Regions from separate parts of the Homo sapiens genome. Here region 1 is linked to region 2. The links are chromatin loops, found by intact Hi-C in ENCODE. Cell type or tissue: Caco-2. All regions are shown on one strand. Links, peaks and the distances in the headings refer to the core of each region. The heading gives the core; the rest is flanking DNA. Region 1 overlaps KPNA1 (karyopherin subunit alpha 1). Region 2 overlaps MIX23 (mitochondrial matrix import factor 23).

The links. Peaks named below come from ENCODE experiments on the same cell type or tissue, not always from the same donor. Only the 100,000 strongest peaks of a DNase experiment are listed, where the experiment ranks them.
Region 1: a loop joins it to region 2, with 4 times the contacts of the local background. A loop is called at or near these places in 1 of 110 quality-filtered maps.

Annotation. Positions count from the first base shown.
Region 1 is chr3:122,421,993-122,429,620 of GRCh38, forward strand. KPNA1 (karyopherin subunit alpha 1) reads right to left here. Exons shown (of 14, transcript NM_002264.4): 13 at 5,546-5,724; 14 at 1-5,180. The coding sequence ends at 4,993. The region is part of intron 1 of WDR5B-DT (WDR5B divergent transcript); the gene reads left to right. Among named protein-coding and RNA genes, the nearest start is that of WDR5B-DT, 9.6 kb to the left of the region's middle. In Caco-2, for the core only: no CTCF peak of the experiment used is centred there; no DNase peak of the experiment used is centred there.
Region 2 is chr3:122,360,865-122,367,824 of GRCh38, forward strand. It overlaps MIX23 (mitochondrial matrix import factor 23), which reads right to left. Exons shown (of 5, transcript NM_001017928.4): 4 at 2,104-2,163. Among named protein-coding and RNA genes, the nearest start is that of MIX23, 19 kb to the right of the region's middle. RefSeq lists an enhancer at 4,780-4,924 and a cis regulatory region at 4,845-4,858. In Caco-2, for the core only: no CTCF peak of the experiment used is centred there; a DNase peak (open chromatin) is centred at 4,877.

The sequences.
Region 1 (7,628 bases), core at 1,065-5,064, 59 kb after region 2:
CACTCACCCATGGCCTGACAGACCACATTCAAGTACAAAGAATCATTAGAGCCATTCCAAATCTAAGTGTCAGAACACTTTGAAGCAGGATGTAGAGTGGTCAGAATGACTTGAGGTAAAGCAGAAACACTCAACAACCAGTACATTAAAAGGTGATTTTAATTTTTGACATTCCTTGGGATGATATTCCTTTAGGAAGAAGTAGACTGTGTTAAATTCGCATCCATGGCACTGCTTCCTGAGGCAGTAATTCTTCAAAGCCTTTCCTTCCGTGTCAATACTTTCCACATTTGTGCGTTTGAATGGATCCATGTGTTTAGCCATTATTTTACTAAACACAAAATCATTTGCACAAAAAAAAAAAAAAAAAAAACCTATTACCATACTTGTCTGGTCATACAGAATTTTAGCACCACAGAAGAGGAAAGATGTTTGGCCTGAGAGGGCCTACACTCCAGTCTGTGTAACCTAAAAGCAACTTAAGCCTGATTTCGTCATTTTAAGGGTGCTGATGGTAAGCAGGAGTCAGGAAGAATGGTCTAACAAAAAAGGCTGGCCCAGCTGTGGTTGCCAAGTCTAGTTCTGGGAGATCCTGGGCACGGAACTACTGCGTGGCCACTGCTTTCTTCAAGACACAGAATTTGCAGGGCTCTTCCCCGCCCTTGGACAGCCATCTAAGTGTTGTAACCTTGGGGCAAAGTAATTTCTCGTAAGTCTTCACTTTGTCATCTATAATATAGTGACAATTATCAAAGAACATTTGGAAGACTACATGAGAAAAAAGGAAAGCCCTTAGCCAGGTATCTGGTGTACAATAGATGATCAAATAAAGACATGTTACCTTAATTTGACCTACAGGGAAAACACTCTGGGACTTCGTTTACCCTTAGTTGAAAACAGAACGGAACACTTCTTTTCTTTCTTCTTACCCCAAGCTTCCAGATGTATTTTATGTCCAGTAGCAATTTGATATTTTAAATTAGCATATAAATATTTGCTTTATCAGATATTCTGATGTCCTGGTATCCATTGTTATAACCTGTATATAACCTGTAATCCTGAACTGCTGGGATTACAGGCATGAGCCACCACATCCGGCCATAAACCCAGTAATTTTGTATGGCAGATAAAACATTTTATGGAATATTCTTTATGATAGCCAACTTACTGTAGTAGTCACATCTGACCTTTGATAATTTTTTTAAATTAAGTTCTGATGACAGGAAAAGATAGACCAAAATATTTCCCAACCTGGCAGATATATACTTAATCTGTTCAGCTCACAACAGAGAGAAATGGTCATATTGAGATGGATAAAAATTCAGATTTGAGACTTCCATGTATATAGGCATACCTGTGTCTGCAAATGAGCACATTTTGGAACGTAGGAGTTAGCATACAGTATGAAAGTTGAAAGCAAACAATGCTGGTTTCTAAAAGTGGATCCCTTTTCTTCACTGAACATCATCCTTAGACACCACAATTTCCAATATACTTAAAAACCATCAACCCCTAAAAAGTTATAATGATTTGCCTATTGATATAAAAATTTTCACAAAACTAGCGAGAAAGAAAAACCCCTTGACTCCAGGAAAACCTTTTCATAATGCATCCCCCAAGTTGGGGGATTAAATCGCTGAAATGTTTATTTAGCACTAGAGAAGTAAATTCAAAGTTGCCTGTGGGTAGACGTACAATAGAATTGGTTGACAAAGTTTGGTTTATAAAATATACTTACATATTGTTTCTTAGGCAAAAATCGGCAGCAATCTGGAATAATTCAGATTTTTTATGAGATTAATTGCCAATCTTTTTATCTGTGACGATAATGCCAAAAATGACTCAGAGCCAATAACCTTCATCTGTCATATGGAAGAAACAATCCTAGGGCAATAGTTTTTTCAAAAGCGGAACTGACAAAGATAAGCGTTTAAAAGGGTCTTGATCAATTAGTTACAGGAACATGAAAGAAAGTGTTCCACAGAGAACTGTGTCTCCTAAAATCTCTTTCTTCTATCATCTACCTTACCCAAAATTTCTCAATCCAACCACATCTACCTGCTGGTCCATCAGATACCAGATGCCTTTACATCCAAAATTCTCTTAATGCTTTTTTTCCCCCACCAAAGTTCTCATTACAAATAATATAGATTGGAAGTTTGGAGGATGGAGGGGAATAAAAAGGAAAAGTAAAACAAAGTCACTTTCCCCAATCCATATATAAAACTACAAAAGAGTTTTCCTGTATTGAAATTAACATGCTTTTGTAATGAGCAACGCCTTAGTGGTAGGGTATTCAGTGAATTTAAACTAAGTTAACAGAATCTGAGAGGCAAAGAACTAAAAACAGGATATACAGTTACCCCTTAAAATGTCATTTCTGTTACCAAAAAGCCTGCTTCAGTACCAAGTTCCAACATATCTGAGTTATGCTACTTCACTTTTAGCCAATTCCAACTTTGATACTTTAAGAAAAAATCATTTTATTGTTAAAAAAGAAAAAAAAACTTAGATCTTATAGTTCATGAACTTCTAGGACAAGATAAATTCCTCTGTTTTAGACACAAAATAGATCACGTCAGTTAAATAGACTTTGTTTTAATTCACTCACTGAAACATCTCCAACTACTAGCAAAAATTCCGAATGTCTGAATGCACACTACTCTTCCTAATGTGGGGAGACAACTGTGTGCTTTGTATCTTTCCCACTCAAATTGGCTTATAAAATGAAATTATTTTAACTATCCAATGGAAGGTACATAATTTAAAACATCCTATAGAAATGACATGTTACTAGTAATTTACAATTTTAAAAAACAGCCACAAAAAAGTCAAAGCTAAAAACAAGATTTTTACTATGAATCAGTGCTTCTATTATCCTTCTGAAAGAAGTTATATTTTAATGTGATGTAAAGGCAACATTGAAATTTCTTCTTTAAATTAACCACCTAATTTATCCCTAAAATTACAAAGAATCAGTCTTTTACAGGTCAAGTGCAGTAAACTAAAATGTTCTCTCAGCACAAAGCAGCACTAGAAAAAGTAACAGTTATAGATGGGAGTTGACTAGTTTTGCAGTGGCTGCGCCATCAATAACAAACAGACATCAGACGGTATCCATCCCAGAGCACAGACACTACTACAGACTAGATGCGAAGAATGCGTCACACTCTTGGCTGATAAATGTCCTTTGTCTTTGACTCTTTCTAGTTTGAATGAAGTGGATTTTTTAAAAGTTTAAATCAGGTCACATAAGTTGGCTGCTTAAATAACATCATGATGAGGTATGAAAAGCTCTGAATATCCCTTACATTCAGCAGGATTTACCAGAGATGTATAATAGCTTGTCAGGGGCAACTTCCAAATAGTTTTTACACTTTGGGGTTATAATGAATTCTAGAAGAGGACAAGTCTAAAAAGGTTTAAAAGGGTATGCTCTGAAACAGAGGTGAGCAACCTTTTCCTTCAGAATTCACTTTGAACAGCACATCAACAAAAAAATCTTCTCTGGTAGTGTATCCCAACATTGAGTCAAGATGGCCAACTAGCACCGAGAAGTCGTATTGAACTCATTTGCAGTTGTCTTGGCAATTAAGCGTATTTTTTCATTCCAGTCCAAGCACAAATGTGGATCACTGAACACAGTACTGGAAGCGCCATTTGCAGGTACAGATTGCAGTCATCATTAAATGAGCCAGAAGGCAGATACTGTTTTTATTTTGTGTGGGGGGAGGGGGAAGCGGCACAGTACTAGCAGGAGATGAAATAAAATGATTAGGAAACAATGAGGTTATAAGATCACTGTTCTTATTTGGGTTAAGCAGGTCATGTTGAGAAGATGGTTATTTCTTTCAGATAAGGATGCTACATTAAAGGAATCGTGTGCAGCATGAAAAGATTAGAATCGAGCTGCACCTAAGAAAAAAATCCCAAAGTTACTTTCAAAAGTATGTGTTATCTGCCAGTCACAGAGGGGAAAAGCACCTAGGGTGAACTCCAATTTTTTAATGAGGACCTTGATCAGGACCACAAAGCCTGAAACATTTATTTTAATGCAGAAACACAGCCCCTAGTTACACTGATTGCATTTGGGAAAATTGGAGGGTTTTTTCGTCCTTAGTTTTTTTTATTAAATTACAGGATATGGTTTTCGATTACTAAGTATTCGAAATCCTCATACCAGCAACAGAAATGAACCACTTCCAAATTCTAAGACACAAAAGACCAAAGAGAAGCAAAAGCGATACAAATTAATATGTGCCCCTCTCCTTTCTGCTCTAAGGGAATCTACAAACCAGTATCACATTTAGGAGTCAAAGTGTTAATTCTTCAGCATTCCTGACAACTAGAAAGCACATTCACTGAAGGCTGAAGGTGAGGGAGTGGATGGTTTAACTTTAATATCTGAAGAATGGCGCCAATAGAGGAAAGAAAACCATCCAATCTCAGTAAGGATTAATGCAAATCTGGCTAGAAAAAGCCACCAGGTAATCCAAGGGTTCACTGTGGAAGAACTCATGAAAAGTACTCTGAAGTATACACAACAGGTCTAAACATCTCCCTTGTCGTAAGTAGTTGTGTAAAATTCAAGATAAAGATTTAGTCTCATCTTTTAATGTCAGTTTTTTCCCCCATGTTAAAGGGAATGAGGAGGAGTCCTCTTTTATTCCCCCACAAGAAAAAGGGAGCCACATTAATATGTGTATATTCCCATAACTCTAATGTAAGTGCGGATCTCCAAAGCCTAGGGATTTTTCCGTAAAAGAGAGTGGGCCGTTCTGGTTACCCTTTTATTAGAAGGGTATTCCACCACAGAGAGCCGGAGGTTTTCCAGATGTGTGTAAGAGAGCAGGTGCGCAAGGCAAGCAAATGAGCGCAAACAGTATTATGGAAAACATTTGAGAAGTTAGCTCCATGAGGACTGTGGGCTCCACAAGAGGACTCGACTGGGTAGCCTGGTCTGACACAGGTACGTGAAAGCAGAGTATTGCTTCAAAGCTGGAAACCTTCCATAGGAGCCTCACACTGTTGGAAGATGTACTGCTGCTGGTTAAGGTCAACCTGGGGTGCAATGCTGCTGTCTTCATCTTCGGTCCCGAAGTAATGCTCAATAAGATCAAAGGCCTTTTGGTAGATCTCCTGGTTTTCATGACTCTGTAAGAACTCAATTTTATCCAGACCTAAAATGAAGAATAAAGGAAAATCTTTATTGAAAACTTCAATAAATATTGGAAATTCCATAACTATATATTCCTAAACTATATTTTGTCATATATCTCTGTTCTTGATGTAAAGAAAGATTATTTGTATCTCATAAGTATTTTATAATAGCACAGAAATGACTGCTGGGATTACATCTGAAAGCTAGTATTATAAACTGACATCTTAAATACATATGCAAGTAATATCCAGTCTGCAGAAGCAGCAATTTCCTAACAGTCCTCTTTTCATCCAGTGCCTAGCAGTAGTAGTATTGTTTTTACTGAACTCTATCTATGACCCAATTCATTCTTGGCCATAAACTTCTTCAACCAAAGCATCTTACCATAAGCTTCTTCAATCAAAGCACAGTAAGGGTTAATGCCAGTGCCATTCCTTTTGGCTTCCTGTTCTCCAAGCCTCAGGATATTTTCCAAGCCATTTAGGGCAACCTGTACAATCTTAGAGTCCATGACCGTGAGGAGATCACAGAGCGGCTTGATACAACCCAGTTCTACTAGGTACCTAAATACAAAGAATAATGTAGTCAAACAAAACTTTTAATTTTGTTAAACTTATGAAATTAGTGAGCAAGTCATCCTCAACTTCACTGCAGAGACTTAAAAAAAAAAACAAAAAACAAGCACTCTTTCAACCATACAAGCTATACCTTTTCACAAAACAAAAACAAAAAACCCTCTAAATAAATTATCCCAAACCAGTTCTCTGGCACCTTTCTCCATTCTTTTCTCTTCACAATTTATGCATTCCAAAAACAGGAATACTTACTTATTAATACCTTGAAATGAGCGACTCATCAAAATAGTATAGGTTTGAGTAATTTCATCTTTGTTTCCATAGATAGCCACACCTCTCAAACATGACACTCTTGGTGCTAAAAGCCAGCACAAGCCTGATAAGCCAAATCTTTCAAAGATGATTAGAATTTTAGTAAAGTAAGTTGTGGGAAGAATAAACAAATGTCAGAGGATTCTAGAACTGGTATTTTTCCTTTAATTCAAGCAGAATGTATAACCGTATGTAATCAAGATTAATCATACTTGAACTTCAGAGACATGATTACTGTATCACATTCACAGTAAATAGTCATGTCATTTTTTATCATTCTGGTTTCTCAAGTTGAGTACAGAGAGGCAGGGATAATGAATCCAGTTGCATTATGTGAATGTTTGGTAAGGTCATTTTGAAACTTACTGCTAGTGCTAATCTATTTCTTTCTCACATATTGCTTTTTTGTGTGGGGGAGGAAGAATTCAAAAATATATAAAAATAAATCTCTAGCCAAACAAGAAAAAAGGAGAAAAGACAAAATTACTAATATCATGAAAGAGAATCATCACTTGATCTCATGGATATTAAAAGGATAATAAAGGAATACTACAAACAACTCTATGCTCACACATTTGATCATTCAGATGATAAAATGAACAATTTCTTGAAAGACACAAACCACCAAAACTCAGTCATGGAGAAATGACTGATGTGAACAGGCTTACATGTATTAAATAAATTGAATCATTAATAACTTCCCAGAATAGAAAACATCAGGATGAGGGTTTCACACTGGTGAATTCTGGCAAACATTTACGGACAAAACGATACTAGTATTCTACCATCTCTTCCAGAAAACAAACAGTGGGGATACTTCTTAACTCAATCTTTGAGGCCAGCACTTCCCCAATACCAAAATTAAATAAAGACATCATAAGAAAGGAAAATTACAGACTAATATGTCTCATGAACATGAATACAAAAATCCTCAACAAAACATTATCAAATCAAATCCAAGAATGTATACAAAGAATTATATACCAAGTGGATTTATTCCAAATATGCCAGGCTGATCCGTCATTTTAAAAAAATGAATCAATGTAATCAACTTACGATCATTTCAACGGATGCAAAAAAGCATTTAACAAAATCTAATACCTATTCATGATAAAAACTCAGCAAACAGGCCAGGCATGGTGGCTCAAGCCTGTAATCCCAACTCTTCGGGAGGCCAACGCGGGTGGATCACCTGAGGTCAGGAGTTCAAGACTAGCCTGGCCCACATGGTGAAACTCCGTTTCTACTAAAAATACAAAAATTAGCCAGACATGGCAGCGGGCACCTGTATTCCCAGCTACTTGGGAGGCTGAGGCAGAATTGCTTGAACACAGGAGGCGGAGGTTGCAGGAGCCGAGACCGTGCCACTGCACTCCAGCCTGGGCGAAAGAGCGAAACTCTGTCTCAAAAAAAAAAAAAAAAAAAAAAAGAATCTCATTTACATCAGCATCAAAAAAGTGTAAATCTAATAAATATGTACAACAGGATATATATGAGGAAAACTACAAAACTGATGATCTAAAAAAAAAAATGGAGAAATATTCCATGCTCATGGACAAGACTCAATATTGTTAAGATGG
Region 2 (6,960 bases), core at 2,705-6,704:
CGGAGTTTCGCTCTTGTCGCCCAGGCTGGAGTGCAATGGCGTGATCTCGGCTCACTGAAACCTCCACCTCCTGGGTTCAAGCAATTCTCCCGCCTCAGCCTCCCGAGTAGCTGGGACTACAGGCACCCGCCACCATGCCCAGCTAATTTTTTGTATTTTTAGTAGAGACGGGGTTTCACCCTGTTGGTCAGGCTGGTATCGAACTCCTGACCTCAAGAGACCCACTCACCTCGGCCTCCCAAAGTGCTGGGATTACAGGCGTGAGCCAGTAAAGTGCTGCGCCTGACCTATTATTCAATTTCTTAAGCTGAGTGGTAGATACATGAATATTCATTTTATTAATATTCATTAAATTCTACATGTCACATAATCTTTCGCATATGCATCTCACAATTAATAGAAAATATGTAGAAATTATATAGACTCTGTCTAGCCCTTTTGTCTTACAATTCATCTCACCCATTTCCAGCCCTGACATTTCCCTGAAATTCCCAATCAGACAAGAGGGAGGCTTCAGTTTAGTGGCCTTGACACACTGGTTGGGGTGATATATACAACTTGGCTGAGCTTCTCCAAATCCTTTTCCCAAATGATTTCCTATCCACTTCTGCTGGCCCACTGCACCAGAGCACCATGGCTACATTTTCTTCTTTTTAAAACAAGTAGGGGCCTCATCTTCTGTGGAGTGGATAGAACATATTTTCTTTAAAACTAATATTAAATTCAAAATAGTTCACTCTTCCCACTACATTTTACATATATCATAAACTTCTGCACTTGTTTTTTCAAGCCAGATGTTTCATTGTACCCCTTCCCCATCCAATCCCAAGAGTAAATATTATTTTTCCAGAGAATATAAATGGGAAATATTGCCAAATCCTCTCAAGTGACAGACACCTTATCATGTTGGTGGAAAGGGCAGGAATAGGAAACCTTGGCAAAGAGGATAAGATAGAGAAATGTGATAAAGCAAAGAAAGCCAATTTGTATTTTGCAATGTGTTCATGTCTCAGCAAGCCGGTACATTCTGGTTTTGGTTCAGCTAACCTCTCTTATAAGCATATAGTTTAACAACATTCCAGTAGTTAAATTCAAATGATAAAACAGAATTTTCAGTACATTTTCTCAGATTTAATAGATTTTTGCCCTTCGTAAATCTTTTAGAGTTTTAGAGAGGGGTAAATGGATATACTTTTTCAGAAAACTAAAGTCAGAGTTTCATGAATTTTGACTATATGTTTCTGGGATCTGGTCCCCTAATCTAGTTCCTAACAAGAACTATGCAATGATAATAAGGAGCTTGTAAATCTATGAGCAATAAAAAGCCTTATCAGATACCAGTAAAACTACATATAATAACAAGTTTTATGATCAGGTAAGTTAGAAGACAAGCAACCGTATAGGTTACCTAATGATAGGAAAACTTACGGAAAGTAACTGAGCTCAAAAAGGCTAATTTGAACAAATAGCCTCCTTGAAGGTTCTGAGTAGTAACTCTAAATAGCAACCATGCCTGTAATTAGTGTTAGGAGACATAGAGAATGTCTCTAATGCTGTTATGATGGCAGCTCATTCAGTTCTATCATATGCTTATAAAGCTAATTTTGTTTTGTTTTGTTTTGGTTTTTTTTTTTGGAGATGGAGTCTCATTCTGTTGCCCAGGCTGGAGTGCAATGGCTTGATCTCAGCTCACTCCAACCTCTGCCTCCTGGGTTCGAGCGATTCTCCTGCCTCAGCCTCCCGAGTAGCTGGGATTACAGGCTCATGCCACCACGCTAATTTTTGTATTTTTAGTAGACACCTGACTTCAGGTGACCCACCCACCTTGGCCTCCCAAAGTGTTGGGATTACAGGTGTGAGCCACCTCGCCTGGCCCTGTAAAGCTAATCGTTATAAAATGGCTCTAATTAGATGCTAACTGCATCCTGCTCTCCCTACCCTCCCCCCAACCCCAAAAGGTTACAATCCTCAATTGTAAATGTAAACGAGTGATCTCTACTTTCCTTACAGCCTCAAGGCACTCTTTACTCCCCCTCCCTTGGTTTCCCTTTGCTAGTTCAGTTTCCCTCCTACTTCTTTCCAAACACCAACATTATTTTATACCTTCCAGCTCCTGTCATTTACCACTTCTTCAACATTCAGTTCTGACTGCATCCATTTCAACTGCAAGAAAAAAAAAAATTGAAGTTATAAAATTTAAAGAGCAAGAAAAAAAACTGAAGTTATAAAATTTAAAGAGCTAAAACCACACTCATGTTTACCCAACAAAACCTGCTACTGCTCTAGTATTTTTGTCTGTTAATGGCAGAGTTTGGAAGCTTCTTTGACACAATCAGCTTTCCCCATATCTAATCAATTGCTAATCTCAAACTTTGCTGCATATCCTAATCACCTTGAGAGCTTTAAAAAAAAAATATCCCAAGGCCAGTCAGTTCACAGAAGACATACAAAAGGCCAGTAAACATAACAAAATGCCAATCTTACTCCAGTATAAAGAAATGCAAATTAAGCCATAACATGGCAGAATGAATAAGTTTGATAAAACCTAACATTAGTGAAGGTACGTGAAAAGATATACTCATATATTCTTAGTAAGAGTATAAATTGTTACAAAATCTATGGAGGGCAATTTGGCAAGAATCATAGGAAATGTACATTCTCATGTCCTTGAACCCAGGGATTCCAGTTCTAGAGATTGATCATACAACTACAGACTTGCAAAGATAGCACAGAGGAAAAAAAGGACAAGGAAGTGCAAACCTGACCTGAATAGAGAATTAAGAAAAAAAACCCTCAGGGAGGAAAGAGAATATACATGGAAGTGATCTAGAAAGGCATGCGTTTCCTCACACCTTAACCATACAGTCAGAGGTCTCAGGCTAAAAATGCCAAGTCTTTCTAGCTTTCTTTATAACTGCCAACCTAATTACTCCAACAGAAAAGTAGCCAATTCCATTGCCAGGCCCTGAGAGCAGGACTCACCATACTCCCAGTAGCATTTTGTTAGAGGACTTGAAGGGGAAAAAGCTGGCTAGTTCCAGGCAGAAGGCTTGAAAATATTCAGGAAAATGAGGAGAAAAAAGCATGAACTATAGGTTGATGCCAACTAAGAGGTTAACACCAGGACGATTTCCTCAGGCCAAAGTGAAGAACCCAGGCCAGATTTGGGAACAAAATGTCAGAAAGCTCAACAAGATCTGGGCAAGCATGAATCTGACACCTAGGCCAAAGACCCTGGCCAACCAGGAGCGCAGTTCAGGCAGGAGGTTTGAGAAATTTGTGGCAACAACGATAAGAATGGAACTTCGGACAGATCCAATGGCTCCTTGCAAACTCCCTTCTTAGATTCAGAACTGGCGTCAAAGCGTAGGCCTGTACATATGGCTAGAACTGTGGAACAAGGAGAAGGACTCATTCTGACAATTAGTCCTGTGCTGTGCAGTAGTAACAAGCCTGAAGAAGCCCACCAATGCAACCTAAGTTCCCATTTTAATCAGCCATACAGACCAAAATCATTAAAGCTCCACTTCTCTGACAAAGCCTGGACTGACTGCCAAAGAAATAATTTCAGTTGAAGAACAGTGTGAAAGTCACTAAGATAGTCTTCAAAACTGCTCTCAAATATTTAAAGGGATACTATGTAGAAAAGGGTTCAGAATTATCCTGGGTAACTCCAGAGAGAAGATTAAGAAGCAGTACTTATATATCATGGGAGCAGAATTTCACAATATGAAAATCTTCGAACATTAGAACTGTCCAAAAGAGAATACCCTGACACTGAGACAGGGAATCCTCCCCTGTCACAACACCCTGCCCTTAAGCAGTAGTGAAACAAAAGCTAGAAACCACTGGTTGGTGATATGACAAAGAAGATTAATGCAACAAATATGGAGTCCCAGAGACTCATAAAGGAAAGAAACTGCTACTTTGTAGCAGCCAATATGCTAGCTCTTACTTACATCCTTGAATCCTCCCCGCACATGCCCCCCAGAAATAAGAAGTTATTAGGTATCAACTCCATTTTACAGATTCAAAATCAGACTTTTCAGAACAATTAATACACAAGGTTACAAAGCCACCAAGGTAGGTGGGATTTATTTCCTCAGAGCTGTCTGCCTTTGGATTATTTTTTAAAATTCTACAACATTGCAGATATTACAGCCAATTTCTAATACAATTTTATCAGTGCTACCAACAAACTGTCACCTTTGAGACAGTTGTCTTTGAGACTGTAGGTCTTCAACAGGTAAACTTAAGGCCACTAACATGTGACAGCAGTTATAGAGGTCCAGCAACGAAGGTGCTTTTTTTGAGTTAAATATTCAGGTAAACTAGTGGGGATTTTTTGACTGGCATCTGTCTATAAATGAAATATACTCACTAAAGTATCTGACTATTAGTCACAACTTAAAGAAACTGACTGAATGCAGGGTCAGAAGAGATGGGTTAAAGTCCCAGTTCTACCACTTACTAGCTTGTGGCTTTGGGGGTGTCAGTTAGTATCTCAAGTATCTCTGAGTCTTTTTCCTCAGATAGAAAATGAAGAGGTAGAGCTGTACCATCTCCAAGAGCTCTCTCTGATTCCATAATCTTCATAGCAAACTTGAAAATTGAAAAAAAAAATTCACATTTCCTTATTTGCTTATGTACTACCCCATGGTTACCCCCAACCCTATATGTTATCAAGCTAGAAAGCAAACCTCATGCAACTCACTGATTGGTTTCTAAACCCTCCTTGCAGTGGTCATCCTGGTGATTCTATCTGGGCCCTAAAGACACAAGGGCAGATCTCAAGGCTGAGCAAATTGTGTGTCACAATCATTCCCAAACACTCAGTAGAGTTTTGAACTTTGCTCTCCACTAATGAGTCACTCTGTTGTTTGACTTGATCTGCAAACAGTGACTTTTCAGTTTCCAATTTAACAGCCTTTGCCCTGCAGTTTCCTTTGTCAACACCTTCAAGGGCGTTGAAATACAAACTCCAAAATTACTAGACTTTCACCAGTTTTATATAAATTATCTATATGCCGGCTGGACACGGTGGCTCATGCCTGTAATCCCAGCACTTTGGGAAGCTGAGACGGGCAGATCACAAGGTCAGGAGTTCGAGACCAGTCTGGCCAACATGGTGAAACCCTGTCTCTACTAAAAATACAAAAAAAAATTAGCTGGACGTGGTGGCAGGCACCTGTAACCCCAGCTACTAGGGAGGCTGAGGCAGGAGAATCTCTTGAACCTGGGAGGCGGAAGTTTCAGTGAGCCAAGATTGCACCACTGCACTCCAGCCCAGGCGATAGTGCGAGACTCCATCTCAAAAATAAATAAATAAATAAATAAATAAATAAATAAATAAATAAATAATCTATATGCCTTCATGAACAGCAAGGGGAGTAAGATCAACATCACTGCATAAGGTCACTGTCCAAGGGATCCACCAGTGCCTGTGGCATGAGCAGGTATGGAATACAGACCTGACGCAGTAGTCATGAACAAAGAGAGCAGCAAAGACAGTGGCTGAGTCCTGGATCCAGTGAGACATCCAGAATTGGCGGAATGATCGAAAAAGTGCAGCAGCCTGGCCTACTCACCTTGTGTGCAGCCAGCTACAAGGAAAGAGGTTTCTTTTCTTTTCTACTAATAGTTTTCAATAGATGACGAGGTCCCCTTTTCAAAGTTCAGCTACATCTACTAAACAAAGGGCAAACTTCATGACTGTGCAGTATGAAAAGCATGACTCAATCCCACAAGGATCCGTAAGTCACCTATTATGCCATCTTAAAATACAAACATGAAGTCAGGTGTGATGGCTCACACCTATAATCCTAGCACTTTGGGAGGCTGAGGAAGGTGGATCACTTTGAGCTCAGGAGTTTGAGATAAACCCGTGTAACATGGTGAGACTCCATCTCTACCCAAAATACAAAAAATAAGCTGGGTGTGGTGGTTCGCGCCCGTAGTCCCAGCTACTGGGGAGGCTGAGGCAGGATTGCTTGAGCCCCAGAACCAGAGGTTGCAGTAAGCTGAGATTGCAACACTGCACTCCAGCCTAGGTGACAGAGTGAGACCCCATCTCAAAAAACAAAAAAAAAACCATGATTTTGATAATTGTACACTGGTCCTGTAGGAAAAGTCCCTGTTCTTAGAAATAACTAATGAGTTTAAGGGTAAAGTGGTACAATGTGTATAACATAGTCTCAAAATGGTTCATGAAAAAACTGTATTTATGCATACAGGTGTGTGGGGAGACAGGGAGAGGGAGGAAGGCAGGGAAGGATGAAGAGAAGGAGAGAGGGAGGGTGAAGAGAAGGAGAGAGGGAGGGTGAAGAGAATGAACTGTAAAGCAGGTGGGGCAACATATAAACAATAAGTGAATATAGGTAAAGGGCACATGGGAGTTCCTTACACTATTCTTACAACTTTTTGGTAAGTTTGAAATTATACAAGATAAAAAGTTACCCCCTAAGAGTCCCCTCAAAAGAAAGACAGCAATAAATCCCACATAATAAAATATGCTGTATTTTTCTATTGTTTCCTTGACACGTCACATACAAGTGCTGTAAAGAAACAGTTCTGCTGCATTAACTGTATTCTGAAGTCTACACCCTATCTACATTATAGTTGATTTGGGAAAATAAGGCTTCCTCTGACACATCCCTAGGTAGGTACTTGCTATTTTCTTAAAAGTAAAAACACTGCAGGGATAGGGGAGGAAATGGGAAAAAGTCATGTCCAAGAAAAAGCCAAAGATCCCTAGCAACTTTTACACAGTAGGGAAATAAATTATAATGAGGTACAAGTAAATCTGGTTATATTTAAATCATACTATATTTTTATGGCTAACGAGGGTAATATCCTGAAGTTAAATAGTCTATATTACATTTCAGCAGATTTCTACACAATGAAACTGGAGCTATTTCCAAAATATATTAGAGATGTTTTTCTCAGGTTATGTCTCAAAAG